2 separate regions of the Mus musculus genome follow, and region 1 is linked to region 2. The links are chromatin loops, found by intact Hi-C in ENCODE. Cell type or tissue: left cerebral cortex. All regions are shown on one strand. Each heading gives the region's core, and the rest is flanking DNA. Links, peaks and the distances in the headings are about the cores only.

Region 1 (10,450 bases), core at 917-8,916, 300 kb before region 2:
GTGAGGTGAGCAGACAGACAGGGAAGCACAGTGGGAGAGTTTCCCACACGGCATCACACCTCTGCTTTTATATCTGTTTCCTGTACGTAACAGGAAGCCTGGGGAGGATAAAAAAATTCCCTAGGCGAATGCTTCAATTGTAGCTAAGTGAGCACTAGAGGGCGAGCTCTCCACAGATTTACAATTTTCACACACACACACACACACACACACACACACACACACACACACACACCACACACACACAAATGATGTAGCTCTGTAAGTCCTGAGGAGAAAAAAAAAAGCATTGCTCTGGGACACAGAATAGAGAAACTATGACACCTAAAGTAGGTGTGAGACCTAGGTCTGTGCTCACTGTTCCTATTAACTCATATTAACACCATCTAGTAAAGTGAAAATGCAGCCAAGCCACCTACATTGGGCCTCAGTTTCTTATGTGAAAATAATGTGGCCATTTTAGGTAATTTGAAAAATCATTTTTGAGCTCTAAAAATTTATTTTTATCTATTTTTATTTTATTTTATTTTATTTTATTTTATTTTTGGTTTTTCAGGACAGTGTTTCTCTGTGTAGCCCTGGCTATCCTGGAACTCACTCTGTAGACCAGGCTGGCCTGGAACTCAGAAATCCACCTGCCTCTGCCTCCCGAGTGCTGGGATTAAAGGTGTGCACCACCACCTGGCTGAGCTCTAAAAATTTAAAATAATCAATATTAAACTATTAGGTCTTAAATCTTCATTTCTGTTTGTCTGCAGCTAGGTCTTAAAATGTAAATGAAAACCAGCACGTGCTGTCTCCATACTTGCTTGGATAGTCTGCACTGTAATGCAATAGGTAGGTCCTCCTCACTTTTCACAGTGGATTTGTTGTTGTTGTTGTTGTTGTTTTCAAAGAAGGGTTTCGCTACTAGGAAATGAACAAGACACAAATGTCTTCAACATGGTGGAGGCTCCCTTCAGGTTATAAGAAAAATGTGTTTGCTTTACAGGCACAACACCCCAATTTTAGGCTAATTGTATTTTGCTCAAAGAAAGAGTGTTCTCTAATTTTAGCCATTAAATAATGGTTTTAAACCTGGGCTGGGATGTTTTAATCAATGAGAGGTAGCTCATCTGATGTAGTGCCAGGAAGAACACCTTTTCCTTTGCTAACTTCCATTACAAAGTGAAGAGCACTTCTCTGAGCTATTTGACAATATATTTCCCAGGGTCTCCCTCCCTCATTACAACTTAAAAAAATATTACACATTTAAAAGCCAACAATATTAGAACTCCCATGGACACTTCTCTAGTGTGTGATACCTGAGATAGCATTTATGAGTTATGTTTTGTTTGAGACATGGTCTCACTAGGTAATCTCAATTGGCCTAAAACTTGCTATGGAGATGAGGTTGGTCTCAAACGTGGGGACCCATTTGCCTATGCCTCTAGAGTGCTGAAATTAAAGGTGTATGCTACTATACCCAATTACAAAAATTTTTATCAACACAGGGGCACATGTCTTTAGTTGCGGAATTTGAGAGTTAGAGGTATCCAGATCTCTGAGTTCAAGGCTACATAGTGAAACCCTGTCTTGATACACACACATACACCATGAGAGAGGGGGAGAGAGGTAGGGGGAGAGAGAGAGAGAGAGCGCGCTACAATATGTAGAGAAATGGAGAACAAACCTAATGGTAAGGCATATTAGATTTGACCTGAAGAGCACTTGGGCTCATGAAGCCTAACTTTGGAGATAATTCCAGTGGCAATCGCAGAACACCAACACGAGGAAGTGCTCTACTGTCATACAGGGTAGATGCTCAAAACATACTTTATAGAATAATAAAGATAATTGCCATGAGGGATAACCTACTGGGCTAATCATACTATCCACATCATGTTTTACCTGCATGTATGTCTGTGTACCACATGTGTTCCTGGTCCCAAAGAGTTCAGAACAGATCAGATTCCTTCCTTGGAACTAACGCTACAGCTGGTTATGAGCTGCCATGTGGGTGCTGAGAACCAAACCTGGTCTTCTGGAAGAGCAGCCAGTGCTCTTAACTGGTGAGCCATCTCTCCTGTCCCAGCACCCATGTTTAGTGAAACCCCTTCATTAACACAGGCCTGGCCTGATTTCCTCCTTTTACGTGTACAGAGTCATACACAAGTAAATAAATACAAGTCTCATTACTTAATGCAAATACTACTATCATCTTGCAATAACTCTTAAACTGCTGAAGAACGAAGCATCAGAAAACACAGAATTAAGATATATGAGAACATCACCAACTTACCATTCCACTCTCTCAAGTACAAAAAATGTCACTTACCTTATGATGCAGCAGATGGTACAAGTTGTAACTCACAGTGTAATGCATAGTCAGTGTTATGGGAAGAAGATGCTCACATAACCTGCCCCTTTCAACGCACCTTTGCCTAGATGTGTGTTGATAGACATGTATCTCGCAGTTCCAGTCAAACTTTTGTGCTCTCTGTAAGGTATGTGTTTTTTGGTTTCAGGATCAACATATTCCTTGGCCAGTCCAAAATCTATAATGTGTATTACATGCTCTTTCTTATTGCCTTGTCGGCCAATCAAGAAGTTCTCTGGTTTGACATCTCGGTAAATAAGATTCTTTGAGTGTACATACTCCATTCGAGAAAGCTAAAAGAAAGAAAAAATAATAATGGAAATACCTTGAAATAAGCAAGCTGGGGGAAGGAAAATCCAAAAAACTTTTTTTAGAGATGGGATTTCACTATGTAGCTTGACTGTCCTGGAACTTACAGAGATCTGCTTGCCTCTGCCTCCCAAGTGCTAGGGTCAAAGACATGTGCCACTATGCCTGGCCCAAATATTTCTTTTTAAAAATTATGTTTGTTTATTTACTTACTGTGGTGTGTGTGTGTGTGCATGAAAGTGCATTCATAGGTGTGTGTGGCAGTCAGAAGATAACGTGTAAGAGTCACTTCTTTCCTCCATGTGGACTGAGGGCTTAACCTTAACTTGTCAGACTTGGTGGCAAGTGCCTTTACCTGCTGAGTCATTTCACTGTGACCCCCCCCCACATTCACCCCGCCTCCCCAGTTTTATTCTTTCCTTCCCATTGTTCTGTATCACTCTGCTGTCTAGGCTAGGCCTTGAGCTCTTGGACTTAAGCAATCTTCTTATTTGGGTCTGCTAAGTAGCTGTCATCATAGATATGCCACTGTCCCTGGCTCAGCATAAGGTTTCTGAAACTAAAATGAAAACTCATCTCTTGCCTGGGTGTGGTAGTGTATGCCTTTAATCCAAGATAGATATCTATGAGTTCAATGCCAGCCTGGTCTACATAAGAAAGTTCCAGGCCAGCCAGGGTTACTGTGTAAGACCTTTTCTCCAAAAAAATAAAGTAACAACAACATCAGCCACTCTTTTTTTTTGGGGGGGGGGGGTGTTCGAGACAGGGAACTGTCCTGGAACTCACTCTGTAGACCAGGCTGGCCTCAAACTCAGAAATCCACCTGCCTTTGCCTCCCGAGTGCTGGGATTAAAGGTGTCTGCCACCACTGCCCGGCACATCATCCACTCTTATCTACCTCCCACTTTACTGACATAAACTAAAACTATATTTTAAGGTTTGTTTTATGATTTTACTCATGCATATGTATGTGTGTGTGCCTTCCTGAGTTTATATCTACCAATTGTGTGCCCACAAGGCCAGAGGCTATCAGATTCCCTGGAAATGGAGTTACAGGCAGTGTTAGTTATCTGATGTAGGTGCTGGGAACCAAATTCAGATTTTCTGTAAGAGCAATAACTGCTTTTAACTGCTTAATCTATCTCCAGCAAGCCCCCACATCCAAATACTTTTTGCTACAAACATATAACAACCATTAAGATTAAGAGAAAACAATGAGGTCACTAAGTTTGGCTAAGATGGTAATACTTTTACTTTATATATTGTAACTTGCAAATGTGCCCTCTGAGACAGGCGCTACTGCCACCTCACCTCCTGCCACACTTTCTATTGTTAGTTGCTTAGGACTCTTTAACCCCAATCTTGGTATTGCAGAAAGAAGAAAGCAGGGGCCCAGTAAAATGGATGCCTGCCTGACATTAGACAGCTGGCTGGCAGCAGGAGGAGGATGAGCAGTTTAGTGACCAAAGCTCAAAGGAAGTAATTGTAACATTATATCGAATTTCATTAAATAATTCTATCTATAAAGCATTTCTGCTAAGCATAGAAAGGAAGGCTTAAATCCTTGAGTATAGTCAATTCTCAAGTACTTCCAAGTTGCTATAGGATGATGGTGAGCCCATCACTAGACTTCCCGTGAATTAGGATCTACCTTAAGGCTGTGGAAGGGGGGGGGGGTGGTCCACAACCACCCTAGCACTCAGGAGGCAGAAGCAGTCTAACTAAACTGGTGAGATAATACCACAAAACAAAACAAAATAAAACCCAATACTTGAAATCTTCCCTTGAGGGGCTAAAAAACTTCTCAAAGAGACTGTTCTAATTACTCAAAGTAGAACTAGTATTTCATTTAGCTGTAAAGCTTCTTGGTCAGCCCACAAGTATATAATATGCTACATGTTATATATGGTATATTATCTGTAACATCTCAGTTACGTGACTTTGAATAAAGGTTGGTACCTTCAGTCTTTTCTGGTTTTCAACAGTGAGAGAAAGAAGGCATGATAAAAGCTTACAACTGTGTGCCTAAGACCTATAAATAAGACACTGAAGCAATTACTTGAATTCACACAGCTCTACCTAATCGTCCTCTTTCTCCCTAATGTAAATTATATTCCCCCACTTCAGTTACAGGAATGGTTCTGCTTCAAGGTGCAAACTCTTAAAATAGAGCAAACTGCAGATGCATTGACTTCCCTCAGTTAACCCTCTGTAACCCTTTAAGTTGTGTGGCTAAGAACCTACCTTAGCTGTTTGGCATATTACATACTGGCCAAGAGGCTTTGTGGCCAAATTATACACAGGAACCAGCTAAAGCAGCAGCTGCAATAGTTCCTTTCAGAAGTCTGCTAGATCCTTCTAGAATGCCATTAAGCCTGTAAAAACGAAGTCACCAGATCTCACTGCAGCTAATACATCATTAAAGGGCCCTCAAGGAGGTGGGCAAGGGATCCATTTATCTTCTGGAACCACACATCAACTTACCAACTGGATGGCTATCATTAACACCGTCTTCAAAGTAAACGTTCGGTCACAGAGGTCAAACAAGTCTTCCAAGCTAGGGCCAAGGAGTTCCAGCACCATGGCATTGTACTTCCCACATGGTCCAAAGTAATAAACCTGTGGGAGGCCTTCACCTGAAAGTAGAGGGGCAAATGGGGTACAGAGTGAGAGACACAAAAACTAAAACATAAGACATTAGCAATGAATGTAATATAAAGTATAATCTCTAAGATTTCAATTTCCTTTCAGAGTCCCTCCTGGAAAAGTTAAACTGAGTATAATAGCTTCTGTGGGAACTATTACTGGGCGGAAAAGGCAAAGCCATTGCACAATGTGTCCAAATAAGCAGTTATTTAATACCAGAGTGCCAAAGGCGTTTCCACTGCTGTATAAAAGAAAATGGTCTCTGATCCATTATTGCTTCAGGATGTAAACTATTCTCCCAAAGGATGCCTGAAAGTGCAGCATCATAAAAGGTTCAAAGGGAGCCTCACCGAGCTCAAATGCAAGCTAACAAACCTTGGTACATCCGCCTAGTTTCATTAGCACTCCCTGGGCTCGCTGCTAAAGCCAAAAAGAGTTGTTGGTAACTGCTGCCCCCTGGAGAATCGGATTGAGAGGCAAGGCCAAAGAGGTGCAGCCTGGCCCTAGGCCAGCACAACTGGTTTTCTTTTCACACAAAATCTCTGTAGGGGTTTCTTTTTCTCATCTAGGAGTCAGCAGACCCTTAGCATTTGTTGTTGTTAAGTAATTATGAAAGGAAAGGGAAAAACGTAAATCTAAAATGTCTCAGTTTTCCCAAATTTGAAATTCATATGTGAAGCTAAAAATCCAGGTTTTCTTGACTAAATAGCAACTTGTGAATTAATTCTTTACAGTGAATCATAAAAACAAGGTATTCAATAAATGCTTCTAAAAGGACGCCATAAGAACAGTAGATTCGCCGGGCAGTGGTGGCACACGCTGTTAATCCCAGCACTCGGGAGGCAGAGGCAGGTGGATTTCTGAGTTTGAGGCCAGCCTGGTCTACAGAGTGAGTTCCAGGACAGCCAGGGCTACACAGAGAAACCCTGCCTTGAAAAAAAAAACAAAAAACCAAAATAAAAAACCAAACAGTAGATACTTAGAAAGCTACAAAACATTAAGACAATGACTTCATCTTCATCTTATTTAGCAGCAACATTTCCATCTCACAGGTATGTGTACATTAGTCTACAGTTATGCATGGTGTCGCTCGCTTACTGCTGCCTCTCCTTCAAAGTTTAAGAAAATATAATTTTATCTATTTATCTATTTATTTTAGTTTTTTTGAGACAAGGTTTCCCTGTTTAGCCCTGGCTGTCCTAGAACTTGATCTGTTGTAAACCAGGCTGTCCTCAGACCCAGAAACCTACCTGCCTCTGCCTCCAGAGTGTACCACCATGCCTAGTTATTTCTGGGGTTCGGTTGATGGTTCAGCTGTTAAGGGTTAGGCTCACAGCCAAAAGAAAAAAATTTATTTATGTGTATGTGTGTGTATATATGTCATGCATGTATTGGTGCCCATGGAGGCTAGAAGAGTGCATCAGATCCTCTGGGGCTGGAGTAACAGGTAATTGTGAGATGGGGATGCTGAGAACTGAACCACAGTCCTCTAGAAGAGGAAGAAGTACTCTTCCCGGCTGAACTGTCTTGACTTTCCAGCCCCCATTCTTTTCTAATTTCCATGGATGAAACACAGGCAGAAGCAACACATATCTAACTATCCTTTTCCTCAAGGAAGGCCTTATATATCTGCAGATACTGTGACTCATTGCTACAAAGGGTGTATGCTTAGCTTTTCCATGTACTGTATCAATCTGTCTTGTTCTCTTTAGACCCTTAAACCACTTAAGTATTTCAGTGAGTTCATGAGAGTCTGTATCATCTAATAAGGTACTCTGGGCTCCTCCTAATTCTGGAGTTAATTTTATTCTGTCTCCAAACAGAAACAGGGTTTAAACTGAATTGTCTTTTTCTCCTCCTCCTGTTGTTCTGAAGTCATTTTTCAGTTAACTTTAAACATTTAAGTGTAACAGTTACTTCCAAGAGTTTAATTCCTTTTATCTTTTAAACACATGATAGATGAAATTTGTGGATATACTTTAAACTTATGCTCAATTTATAGTATTTTTTAATGTCTCTAAAATTTTATTTTCCTAACATTAGTATTATATTCCTTAAAGTTAGTTGTAGCAGGATCTGTTCGCTGTCTGGCCAGTATTCATTGTTTCTCCCTCCCTATTTACTAACAGCACTTTTTTTGGTGTGTGTGTATGTGTTTATATATGTGCAGTACAGATGTGCGTGTACATTTGTGTGTAGGGCCAGAGTCAATCTTCAGTGTTGTTTCTGTCTTTGCTCTTCCAGCACTGGGATTACAAGGGAGCAGCACTGTGCTTGGCTTTTGACATGGGTACTAGGTGGGGTGCTAAACTTTTAGTTTTAAATTCACCAACTGAGCTCTCTCTCCAGTCCCCAGGGCTCTGACCATTTTAAAAAGCAACCCGAACAGTTACAACTGATTATAGGAATGGTCAATGAGATGGAAGCACAAAGTTTTGGGTGTGGTGGTTCTATCTAGAAAAGATCTTTCAAATGAGTTGATTTAAATGGAAGGGAAATCTTACAGAACTCCAAAAGCCAACGAGAAACACCAAGTTCCTTCAGGATATAACGTAGCAACAGGAATAGATGGAGAGAACAAAAGAGTCTGATACTGGATGTCTGTGGAATAATCACACCAAAGTTGGACTTTCCATCCTTTTACCCATGCCCCAACTCCTTTTTTTGATATGTTGGGGACTGAACCTTAGGTAAATGGCCTACCACTAATCTACAACTCTAGAGGTGTTTCTAGATTTTTCTTAATCTAACTAATCTACAGGTATATGCTTTATTTTAAAAAAGAAAAACCAAGGCTAACCCTACTTAATAAAAACATTCTTCCTTTACTTGGTTGAATTTCCAAGTCTAGGCACACTATCCTCTTTTAAATACTTAAATACTCCAAGTCAGGTCTACTCAGTTAAAAGCAAGAGTAATAAGTGGCATGTTTCCAACAACCTTCAATATGAAACCTAGGTATCCCCTTACCGTAAATTTCCATATTTACTAAAAACTTACAAAAGCATTTTTTTGGGTAATGCTTATAATTTTTAGCTATGATGTCAGTAATAACTTCTGTCTACAAACTTCATAGCATGAGGAGTTCCTGTGTGCTGGGTGACTTCAGAAGGCCTCCGTGCGCATGTAGAGATGTTTGCCATCATCTGCAGGCCACTGCTTAGTTGTACAGCATTTCTAGGGAGGTCCTAGTTCCAAGGAACTAGTGTAGAGAGCGTTCAAGTCAAGAGTCTTGAGTCTAGTATCTGCTTCTATACTTCTAGCACATTCCTTTGCCTCTCTCAGTAGATTGGATTTTTTTATCTTTCCCAATGCAGAAGAATTTAAACTAGTTCCTCTTTAAATCTAAATTATGACTATTATTTCCTTCTAGCTACCTTCTAGGCTCATCTTTGTAAAGCTACAAAAATCAGTGTGAATTAAACTTAGATTCCATGTGGAGTAACAATTAAAATGTAAGCTACGAGTGTCATGCAACTAGAACAATGTTCACCTGCAACATCTCTAAAACTTAAAACGGAAACAGATGAAGTGGCCTTGCTTCACACCTTCTGAATTAGAATTTCTAGGAGTGGAGCAGAAGCAAACAACACTCTAAGTGCTATGTAGCACCATCTAGAAACTGCACCTGGAGAGGAGAAATATAAGGCATTGCTTTGTTTTATGACTAATCTATTACCAGGTCTCAGAAAATACAAACAAACCTGTTTCTACAGTTATTTCAGACTAGAGCAACTGAACTCCTTTGTCGATTCATCTGAGACCGTGTATCACTATAAACAGTTAAGACCAGCCTCAAGCTTGCTCTCTTCCCGCCTTAACACTGTCTTAACTTAAGACTGTTGGCATTGCAGGTGCGTCACCAAATCCAGCTCCAGCAGGGTCACAACAACTTTTAAAGGAATAATAGAGGTTATTTAAAAGGCTTCCTAGTGATGAGAATAGCCTTCTATCCCAAGGTTTTTAGGTTATTACAAGAAATGGACTGCCAAGTAGAAAAGTGCCTTCAGGAGATGTAGTTGTAATTTAATAGAACTGTCTGTACAAAGATTTGCATATGTATTTGCATGGCTGCCCATATAGTAGCTATAGACCGCCACGGCTCTTTGTATAGAGATTACAATAATGTTTTATCCACCTCTGGGACGAATGCAAGTAAAAATTCTGAATCTTTCACTTTTTTGTAGAGCAATCTCCAATTTACTGCTTAATGCAATTTAAATTAACATTATGTTGTAGAATTCTTTAATAAGACTGGGAGTAAGGACAGTGTAAATGCAATACAAGCTATATACATGGTAAAGAAGGCACTTCCTGTGAATAATTATGAGAGAAAGGATGGCAAAACTGAGCAAAGCAAATATGCACTGGATTTTCTTATTATACCATATCAAAAACTAAGGTCATTTTATAATCACTCTGTTCCTCCTCCTCCTCCTTCTTTCTCTCTCCCCTTCCTTCCTCCTCCTCCTCCTTCTTTCTCTCTCTCCCCTTCCTTCCCCCTCCTCCTCTTCCTCCTCCTTCTTTCTCTCTCTCCCCTTCCTTCCCCCTCCTCCTCTTCCTCCTCCTCCTCCTTCTCTTTCTCTCTGTCTCTCTCTCTCCCTGAGGGGTGCAGGATTTTACTGTAACCTAGGCTAACGAACTCACTCTGGCCTGGGCTGACCTTGAACTTGAAATAATCCTCCTATTTTTGTCTCTCTAGTACTGGGATGTCAGGCTTAAAAATCACCACATCGGGCTAGCTTTATAATCTTTTATCGGTTCTGGAAATAATGCATTCATAAGTGAGGCCTCCCATTAAATCAGCCAAAGGAAAAGGAACAGTTTAATCATAGGTTAAATCCTCATCAAACCTAAAGTGCAAGATTACATCACATCATCCTAAGCATCCTTCCAGAAATAGCCTTTCCATTTAGCCAGAGCATTTTCTTGTAAATCCTGTAAGCCATATGTCTCACACACACATATATCAAGTTGTACAGCACAGGAAGTAAGGTTACAACAGCACAGCTAATTATCATAAATTTAATTTGGGTTAAAACGACCATATCAACATTAACTGCTTATCTAGCATTGAAGCTGTTGCTACCTAAAAAGATTCCATAATGCACTCTGAAGAATAACTAAGCAGAGATG
Region 2 (10,450 bases), core at 886-8,885:
AGTTGCCACTCTAACCTTAAATGAGCCTAATTATAATCAGAAAAACCACCTCTCCCGTACTTCAGCTAAGGTTGCTTCTACAGTCAGCTTTTTTTGATGATCAGTGGTAAAACTCATGTGCACCACAGCCACCTTCTCTCCGCTGGAATTTCTTTAGACATGCATTCTGATTTCTGCTGCATGTAAGGCACTGTGGGGAATACTGAAGAACTAGGGGAGACCAGTTCCCTCCATCCAGGACTTCACAGCTTAATACAGCGGGAGCAGTACATGTGACAAATAAGATTCAAACCAGAACAACGCAGGCATTCAGCTTTGAGGCTGTGCTCAGCTGTGAGATCAGAAAGCTGCCGGGGATGCAGAGAACATTTTGAAGTCAGTTGGAGGGATGTCCAGCAGGTTCCGCTTAAGAAAAATTAGTTCTTACACCGCTGACAATGAGTTCTCAGTGGGTCAAGGTTTAAATGTTTTTTTAACTTGTTAGGAAAAAAAAATGTTCATATTCCACTCTACACACTAATTTCTATTGCCTGAAGAGCTATGTAAGATCCAGAACTTCCATTTTGTTGGTTGGTTGGTTGGTTGGTTGGTTGGTTTGAGGGTTGGGAGAGAGCTAGTTATTTTTGTTTACCTGAGACAGGATTTCACTTTGTAGCCCTGGCTGGCCTGGGAACTCATGTAGAACAAGCTGGGCTCTTAACTTGTAGAGATCCACCTGCCTCTCTCCTGAGTGCTGGGGTTAAAAACATGCATCACCATGCCTGGCCATGATATGGCCGTTCACCACACAGTCAGTGTCCGCTGATCCACTCAAGGTAAATGCTATTCCCCCTGTTCTTCTCTATAGCACTTCATAAAATATGTAATAGCCACTCCACGTGCGCAGTACACTAGAGCTCATACCTCTGTCTGTGTTTGGGCATCTGTTACCTGCCCTGCCATCCTCAGCTTCTGGTAATCCCTGTTTTCCATTAGATCAGCCTAAGCGTTCACTCCTTACAGCTCCCGGCCTCCTAGACTAGTCTTGGCATTCTGCTGGCATTATGATGGGATAAATTCTGAATACAAGTAAGCTTTTCAAACAGATACGGAGATCATCTCACCCTCACAGTGTGCCTACCACCTATATACAAATAAAGCTCCATCCGCTGAGGCTTGTCTCTGGGCCATGCACTGTCTTAAATGATTTATGCATTTTTCCCTGTTGTTCTGTCTTCATTGTTGAGACAGTCATATTATGGAGCCCTTGTTTGTTAGCCTATAATTAACCAGCTTTCCTCCTTTTTCTTGGCTCTGCTCGCAAGTGCTGGAATTATAAGCATAGCCACCACACCCAGCTTGTGTTTCTATGCATTTGCATGTTGTGTGTAGGTCAGAGGTCAATGTCATTTATCTTCTTCCATGATTTATTTTTTTAAACAGGGTCTCTCACTGAACCTAAAACTCAATTATTCTAGACTGACTTGCCACGAGTTCCAGGGGTTTTGCTGTCTGTACCCTCACACTTGTAGAACTATGAGCACTTTGACCTGGCCTTTTCTGTAGGCCCTGGTGATCTGAGCTTTGATCCTCGTGCTTGTATGCAAGCATGGTTGCGTATGTTTGTGTGAATGTTTACCTGAATGTATTTATGTGCACCATGTGCATGCATGATACCCAGGAAAGCCAGGAAAGGTGGAGCCACCATGGAGGTGCTAGACATGAAATCTGGGTCCTTTGCAATGGAGGCAAGTGTTCTTAACCACTGATGTGTCTCTCCAGCCCAGCTTCAGTTTCTGAGACATAGTCTGGCCATCTAAGCCCAGGCTGACCTTCATCTCATCTTCCTGCCTCAGCTAACACTACAGGTGTGTGTGCACCTATCTTCCTGTTGCTTGTTTGGGAAAAGACTTTGCTGGAACTAGATTCTGTAAATTCTATGCTAGAATTTACTGTATTCAGGCTACCTTCCTTGAAACAATCCTCTTACTGTTGCCTCCCTAGTCCTGGATTAGAGCATTATATATGCTCCTGTTCTTTTTGTACTAGTATCTTTTGCTTATTTTTTAGATTTGTTTATAAATGTGTGTATGTGAGGGGCAAGAGAGGGAGAAGGAAAAAATGCATGTAATCACAGTGTTTACAGAGAACATCAGCTCCGCTGGAGCTGGGGTTACAGTCAGCCACCTGATGTGGGTGCTGAGAATTGAACACAGGTTCTCTGGAAGAACAATAAGTACTCTTACCAGATACTGAGCCATCTCTCCAGGACCACCACCCTTTTTTGAAACAGTCCTGGCTGTCTCAGAACTCATCATGTAGACCAAGCTGGTCTTGACTCAGTAATCTGCCTGCCTCTGCCTCTCCAGTACTGGAATTGAAGGTGTGTACTCCCACACCTGGCCTACCACCACCACCACCCCTTTTTCTTTTCCAATTAAAACATGGTTTCATTATGTAATCCTGGCTGGCCTGGAATAGATGAAACTGGCTTCAACTTCACCTAGGTCTGCCTGCTTCTAGCCTGAGTGCTGGGATCAAACTCAGGTCATCAGGCCTGGCAGCAAGTCCTTTTACCCATGAGCCATCTCACCAGCCCTTGTTTTGGAGAACAGGATCTCATGTAGTCTAGGCTGACACTGAGTGCAGAATTCTGTCCCAACCACCTGTGTTGGGATTATGGCTGTACTGTCATGCCTGCTAATATCTTCATTTTGATAATAAACTGAAACTCAAAAGGCTGTCACTTCATTTACAGTTATGCAGCCCAAGGCTGTCTGACTTTAACTCCTTGGATCTTTCCACTTTATCATAGGACTCTGAGATAACTCAGGAGAACTGAGAAGTCAGCTTTGGTAAACCGAGTGCTATATGCTATCCCTTCACCTGTTCTTAGCTTGTTAAAAGAGGAGGAAGCCAGGAGCTGTGGTTAAAAGTGTCTGGGACTGCTTAGGCGAGCTGATGCCACCTGACCCTTCACTAGAGCAGTCTCTTCTGCCTTCATTTCCTCTGACTGCTTGATTTCCCCTTTCCTAGGTTCCTATTTGCCTTCCAGCTATTCTTTCTCCCCGTATGGCAGCAAGGTCTCAGGTGGCGAGGACGCTGACAAGGCCCGTGCCAGCCCCAGTGTGAGCTGTAAAGCCAGCTCAGAGTCCAAAGCCCTGGACATCTTGCAGCAACATGCCAGTCACTACAAGAGCAAGTCTCCCACGGTAAGTGGAGGACAGCCCAGGTCCTTGTCCAAAGACCACGGAGTAGAAGCCACAGCATGGGAGGAGTGGGCAAGTGCAGGCCCTGACAAGATGCTACTTGGGTGACTTGATACCAGCCTCATAAGGGCACTCCCTCTATTTGTAGATACCCTGCAGTTTTAGAGTCATAATATAGGACACTGGTTAGATCACTAGTGTGTATATATCTCATTATAGTGTCTTGATATGTCTCCTTTCCTTTCCAGATAAGTGATAAAAATTCTCAGGAGAGAGATCGAGGAGGCTGTGGGGTGGTTGGGGGTGGTGGCAGCTGTGGCAGTGTTGCGGGAGCAGGAGGTACTGACAGGAGTGCCGACCGGCCCCGCACATCCCCTTCCCAGCGCCTGATGTCCACACACCACCACCACCACCACTTGGGCTATTCCTTGCTCCCAGCACAGTACAACCTACCCTATGCCGCAGGTAAGGCTCTTTCCTCCAGCTTTGTTTCCATTTCAGTAGTACTGCCTGTAACAAGGCCCCTGCCCTCAAAGAATCTTTCACCCCCAGATTTTGGTTTTTCGAGACAGGGTTTCTCTGTGTAGCCCTGGCTGTCCTGGAACTCACTTTGTAGACCAGGCTGGCCTCGAACTCAGAAATCCGCCTGCCTCTGCCTCCCAAGTGCTGGGTACCCCCAGATTTCTAATCTGAGATTCCCAGCACTCAGGTTGAAGCAGTAATATAAAAATAAATTCAAGGTGGAATGGGAAGAAGACTTAGTGAAGCACTTGCCTTATAAACAGAGGACCTGAATTTAGTCCTCAAAATCCATGTGATAAGACAGATGTGGTGGTGTGTGCTTGTAACTACAGTGATCAGGTGGGAGGAAAACAGGCAGATCCCTGGAGCTCACTGGCCAGCCAGCCTAGCCTACTTGGCAAAGTTCCAAGCCAGTGAAAGGCCTTGTCTCAAACAAAAGACAGAAGGCACTTTAAGAATGACACTCAGTTGTCCTATGACCTCCACACATGTACAACACACACATCCAGAGATCCTGTCTCTCTGCTGAGTCCTAAAGTACCTTGCTTTAGGCTGGGACTTATTTCTTCCCTGGAGCTTGGGAGCTCTCATTATTCATCAGAGTAAGGAACCACTAGAGAGAAACAAGCTGTTGGTACCCCAAAAATCCAATGGCACTAGGTAGGGAAATTTAAGGGGAAGCTCCTCACAGCGAGCCAACTTGTGAAGGGTGACTTCCTGAGTGCTATATTAATATGTTCTCTGCTTGCCTAGGGCTTTCTTCTACAGCCATTGTTGCCAGCCAGCAAGGCTCAACTCCCTCACTCTACCCACCCCCCCGGAGGTGAGAATGGTAAGTAGATTTTGTTAATTTGCAGTGACAGATTAACAGGGGTAGCTGCTACTTGGATCCACAGAATCTCTGCAAGTGAGGGTTAACTATGTGATGTCAGTAATCTGGAAAAGGGAGACTGTTGGCCAGGCCTGTGACAGCAGCCTCTTGTGAAGCTATGTGCATTTGAAGGCCTGCGGAGGACCAGCACCAGCTGGTGCTGCAGTTCTTTTTGGGTTGTTTTTAACTTTGCTGTGAAGGGTAGTGCTTGTGAGCAGAGCTCAAAGAACAATTTACAGGGAGTTCCCTCTTCGAACTGTGGATGATGGAATTCATCTCATGCTTGGCAGCAAGCACCCTTACTCACTAACCATTTGCCAGCCCCAGTTCATTTTCTTAGAGCACCATCTTGTGGTTGTGATACCAGCAGACCACAATTAGCTGTTTTATCTGTGTGTTTCCTTCGCAGAACACCAAGTGCCCAGATGAAGTCAGCTTCATGGGCCAGACTGGCTCATTCGAGGTGATGCTGGAGGTGCCATCTTACCATCAGTTACGGTGTTGATCATCCTGTTTGCCATTCCGACCGTGACTGAAGGCAGACCCTTGGCTGCCTCACCTCCACTAGACCCTCCGACCCCCGACCCTCCCTCTTCCTCAGGAGCTGGAGAACTGGTACTTTGCAAAAATATTTATTCTCTCAGCCACAGTTTTGTTGTGGTCATCTATGGAGATGAAGGCATAGGAGCAACTGAGAGAACACAGCCTCATCCCAGAGAAATGACTGCTCTGTTACCTTAGCCCCTGGTCTGCTGCCAGAGCAGCAACACACACCTGGGAGGGACCCCAAGCACGGGATAAAGTCTGAAGACAGCACAGCAGCCATACCCCTCACTGTCATTACCACCATAAACAAGATTCCACATCTCCTCAGTGGTTTGGGCCCTGGGAACTGGCAGCACGTGGAGAAATTAGAATCTCAGGAAAGAAGTAGGGAGCTGTTTCCTCTGTAATTGCGAAGACAAGGTCTTCAAGTGTGGAGACATCCCCCTCTGATGTGAGCACAGATAAATGCTCAGAGCCTAACCTGTAAAGGGGAGAGTAAGGCACTTGCCCCACCAGAGTCTTGTGCTCCTGTCAGGTGGAAGACAGGGGTTCTAGCACCAGCACAGGCTCCCTGGGGATGCTGGGAGGAACTGGAACATAAGTGGAGTCTGTGAAACTGAACCTGCTTCCTCACCAAAATTCCTGCTGCTTTCCAGATCCCCCAACTCCTTGTCCTTTCTCTTTCTTTTTTAACCCCTTGGTGCCTTTCCCAGGGGGGATTCCCCATACTGACCTCACTTCTACTGCTTGGCTTCTACAACTCAGGCAGTATTAATAGACTTCCTCCCAGCATGGGTAACCTTGGAGCCTGCCACATCACTTTAGAGCAGCAACCAGAAGGCAGGCTGTTCTTGGAGACATTCAGTTATCTGAGTATCCTCATTTAGGGTCACAAATATATCCATCCCAGTTCCTCTGTCTACAGGTACATGATTTTATACAGTTCACTCTGTAACTCCGTACGTGCCAATATGAGGAGTGTCTTTATAACACACGTTTATGTTTTAGGGGCCACTGGCCAAGGGGAGATGATTTGCTCCTTAGACCCTAAAACAGCATATCCAAGCATTATATGCCCAAGTCAGAGTGGACACAGTGGATAAGGCTTTGAGGTGGCAGGCATTTCTCTGTTCTCCTGAGCTACAAAGTCATGTTAGGAAAAAGTGATGACCTAGCTTTGTTGGAGTCACGTCTTCCCAGCATGTGGGATGTTTTTTAGGTCTTTGCTATTGCAGGGTACCATCCCTTTGAAGCCCTTTCCTCCTGTTTTTGCCCTTTGGACTGCAAGAGAGAGAGAAAGATGCACAGATACCAGCTTAGGCTAATCGGGAGCTTGAAACAAGAATGTCAAAAGTGACAGTTTGAGAGCAGGAAGGTAGGTGGCTCTAACTTCTTTGGGAAAGTGGGGTGGTGGGAGACATTAAGCACAAAGCCCAAGAGAAGCTAGCTCCCGAGAACTCATGAACCCTCCATGTATATAATCAGGCTTTGGTAGTTAGCATCTCTGACCTCCAAACCTTTCCTGTTTCCAAGTCCTTGTTTTTTTTTTTTGAGTTGGGTTCTGGGCACTTGGGAAAATCCTTTTGTCTAAACAGCCTCCTCGCCACCATTGTCCCCTCTGCCACATGCTGCCCCAGCAGGAGTCTGGGTAGTGACCCCCTTTCATTCGTGGAGGTAGATGTTGGAGATAACATCTTATCTAACCCATTACCCTTACTAAGAAAGTGACTGTCGCCTAATTATGCTTCTCCCCACAAGACTAGTGAGTAGAGCCATGCTCCCATCTGTTCCTGTTTTTTTTAAATATTGTGTTTTGTATGTATCTGTGGCACTGGTTTGCAGTGTGCTTTGTACATATTGTAAAAAAAAAAACATTGGAGCAATTTTGTTTTTCACTGGGTAGGCATGGCCCACATTCCTGCCCTTTCCACTTTTTTCATTTTATAACAGAGGTGTGTCTGTATTTGCAAGACAGCCTTAGATTCTGCAGAAGGAACAGCTTTCTCTCTCTCCCCTCTCCCCTTCCCTTCCCTCCCTCTGTCTGTCTCTCTCCCCTCTTCCCGTTAGAAACAAGTCAGCTTTTTGTTCCCTCTACCCAAGTGCCCCTTGAAAAACAGGTGCTGCTCTGAAACGAGATTAGCAGTAGAAAAATGACCCTGTGTTCTCAGCTCCTCCCTCCTGGTCCCTAGTCTGAGTCCGGTCTTCCCGCTCTGAAGTAGTATTACATACACTACAGCTCCAGCTGTGGAAACTCCTGACTAGTGCTTCAAAACTGTCCACCTCCACACCTAGTCAGAAAGACAGGATCTGGTGCAGACCACCAAACCAAGCCTCTCACTAAGCCACCCTGCCCATGCTCTTGCTCTTAATGATCTCCAGGGACTCATGTGGAAGAGAAGCTATAGGAAGTAGGGGCCTCACCCTGAGGAAGGGCAGCTACCGCTTGCCAGCTGCTGCTTAGGACTCACATCTACTTCCTCATTTCCCCATCTTATACTTGTACATGTAGTCTCCACTAAGCCTACTCTCTCCACACATCTCAAGGTCAAAGAAACATAGAAGGGTAAGAGGGTACCCTGTGAAATGATCCTTTCATGCACCTTCTCTCCAGGCTCCAGGGTGGGGTGGGGGGGACTTAGTTTAAGGGAGTTAGTTCTGCAGAAGGGCTAGAGAATTGGATATAGATTTGAGGCCTCATCACTTACCCCATATACCTTATCTGTGTACTCTGATGGCCCCCAAGATTCAGCTGGGCAGCTAGCTGGCCCATTATTCTGGGCCTTTGTCATTTATTACTAGTTTCCAAGGAAACTTTCCAGTGATTCCCTGCCATGGGCCCCTCCCAGGCCTTATCCCTAGCCCCTCCTGCCCCAGCCCACCCGCTTGCCTTGGTGCTCAGCCCTCCCACTGGGAGCAGGTTGGGGCAAGCTGGAGGCTCGGGCTGGAGGGACAGTGTTGCTGTTCATAGCTTTTGTTCCATTGGCGTTGCTCTGTTGAATTTAATTTCAGTCTTCCTGATTCTTCCCTTCTGTAAAGTGTACATTACCAAGTTCCTTGTTTTTTTATATATATATATATAAATATATATATATACAAACTGTACTCTTTTTGCCTTTGTACATTCAGGCAAGAAGAGAAAATAAATCTTTTTAAGAGACAATCACAAATCTGTGAGGGCTGCTGGTTATTTCTCCTGGAGTTTGCTGCTGAGCTGCTGCCTCCTCCCCTAGCTGTTCTGTTCCCCCCTCAGCTTCCCTGTCTTTTCTCTAGCCCTGCTCCATACCCACCCTCAGCTTCCCCTTTCCTGGCTGACAGCAAGCTGTTGAACCCAGTGTGCCCACCTGCCCTGTAGCTTCTTCCTGTCCAGCATTGTTTTCCAGCTTGGCCACTGGCTGATCCTGTATCCTGACCTTTTTTTAAACCCTTAGATCTCATTCACCAAAGTGGCTTTGGACCCCTGGGTGCTCTGGGACCTGCCTCCCAGAGGCCCTTGGCTTGGGACATCCATTCATCTATGAAACTATGCACCTGGGAGCTCTCTGCCTGAGATTTTGCACTACTTAAACTTGCCTGGGCATTAGAACGAAAGGTTTTTAGGAACAAGTGGGAAATCTCCAGCCCTGTCCCCCTCTCCCTCCCCCCCACACCCCCACCACCCTCGCCCAGCACTCCACCCCATACTACCTATATCCATCCTAGCCTCAGAAGTCTGCTGGTCCCAGGATTGCTCCTGGACTCCCGTGGTTACCCTATTATATCAAGGGCTAAGGATCTATTGGTGAGAGCTTTTGAGACTCAAATAGTGATGCTGTCTGAAAGAGCCCAGCCAAACCATGTTCAGCCTTCCTTCTTCCCTTACCTTCTCTTCCCTTTCCCCTTTGTTTCTACTCCCTTTTCTTAATTGGCTTTGGAATTGAAGTATATTTTTAAATTATTTGTTGTATTTATTGAATAAAGTTTTTAATGTCCCTGTTATTACATTTAGACTAAAGTTTGCCTTTCACGTATCTCCCCTATCCCTCTTCTACACCTCCCCCAAATTTTCTACTAAGTTGCTTTAAAAAAAAAAAAAAAATGAAGTGCTGCTGCCTGCTTTACTATGATTATGTTGTCAGTGGTGGGCTTCAATAGTCCTCTTTTTTTTTTTTTTTTTTTTTTTTTGCCAGAGAACTCTTTGGGTAGGTATATGGTTTCCAAGTCAGCCTGTTTCACTGGCTGTTAACAGGAAGAATCTGCATACAGTAGCAGAAGAAACACAGTGTGTTCCCTCTGCTTTGTGAGCTTTAGCTGACAGTAAAGGACTGTTACCCCTATTTATCTGTGAATGTGTATCTCAGGTTTTACATTTGACTCTTTCCTCTAGGAGTCATCTGTTTGATGGAGGGTATTTTCAAGTGAATGACTTTGAAGAAATGCCATGTGCAGGTAGAACCTAAGTTTAGTGACTTGGCTAAATGGCTAAATACAGTACAGGTAAGCTCCATGAAAAACAAGCTTAGCACTCGGGAGGCAGAGGCAGGCGTATTTCTGAGTTCGAGGCCAGCCTGGTCTACAAAGTGAGTTCCAGGACAGCCAGGGCTACACAGAGAAACCCTGTCTCGAAAAACCAAAAAAAAAAAAAAAAAAAGAAAAACTGAAAATTGGGCAAAGCCTGTAAAGAAACTAAAGGATGACTATAAGGCAATTGCAAATCTATAGGTAGAACAACCCTGCCTTGAGGGGAAGGAGTGTCTGTGAGAACTCTTGAGAAGTGAGGCAGGGGACGTGCTTAGATCCCTCTCCAGGACCACTGCAAGATGACTGATTCCTCATGCTGGTGATGATACAGAGGGACCAGAAGACATGTCGTAGAACACTGGGCTCCAAGAAGACAAAACTAAACTGGAACAGAATGTGCCGCTTAGAGCACTCCAGGGGCTAAGGCAGGAAGGCTGACACAAGCTTTCATCAAAAAGGAAAAAAAGACTTCCGGGATAAAGTTAGGCAGTACCATAAAGAGTAAAGTTTTAAGCCCAACCCCTGTGTATAACAACTGGGTTTGAGTTAGTCAATACTACATAGGAAAGTGTTACGTATACACCTCTCTCTCTATGGGCACTTAGTGTGTCCCACTCCTAGCAACCCTGAATTTCACAGTATAACATGGCCCCAGAGACCAGCAGCAGCCTTGTCCCTGAGAAGTATGTACCATACTTATGTTAAGCTCTGGTTGTGACAGGAAGTTGGTCCTGGTACAGGAATAAAAAGACAGACCAACCACAACTTTAAATCAGTTTATTGACACAGTAACACAACACACTTGTCTCCCTGACACCCCCACACC

What was found. Hi-C counts contacts between places; a loop is a spot of excess contacts. Peaks named below come from ENCODE experiments on the same cell type or tissue, not always from the same donor. Only the 100,000 strongest peaks of a DNase experiment are listed, where the experiment ranks them.
Region 1: a loop joins it to region 2, with 2.1 times the contacts of the local background. A loop is called at or near these places in 7 of 42 quality-filtered maps.

The regions. Positions count from the first base shown.
Region 1 is chr9:65,994,249-66,004,698 of GRCm38, reverse strand. Csnk1g1 (casein kinase 1, gamma 1) reads right to left here. Exons shown (of 14, transcript NM_173185.2): 6 at 5,153-5,304; 7 at 2,418-2,652. Among named protein-coding and RNA genes, the nearest start is that of Gm22657, 47 kb to the right of the region's middle. In left cerebral cortex, for the core only: a CTCF peak has its summit at 5,756 (motif pointing left); no DNase peak of the experiment used is centred there.
Region 2 is chr9:65,690,235-65,700,684 of GRCm38, reverse strand. It overlaps Zfp609 (zinc finger protein 609), which reads left to right. Exons shown (of 10, transcript NM_172536.3): 7 at 3,016-3,191; 8 at 3,437-3,653; 9 at 4,464-4,542; 10 at 4,991-9,102. The coding sequence ends at 4,537. It overlaps Oaz2 (ornithine decarboxylase antizyme 2), which reads right to left. Exons shown (of 5, transcript NM_010952.3): 5 at 10,385-10,450. Among named protein-coding and RNA genes, the nearest start is that of Oaz2, 19 kb to the right of the region's middle. In left cerebral cortex, for the core only: a CTCF peak has its summit at 4,929 (motif pointing left); DNase peaks (open chromatin) are centred at 4,180, 4,847 and 7,338; H3K27ac peaks cover 2,055 bases.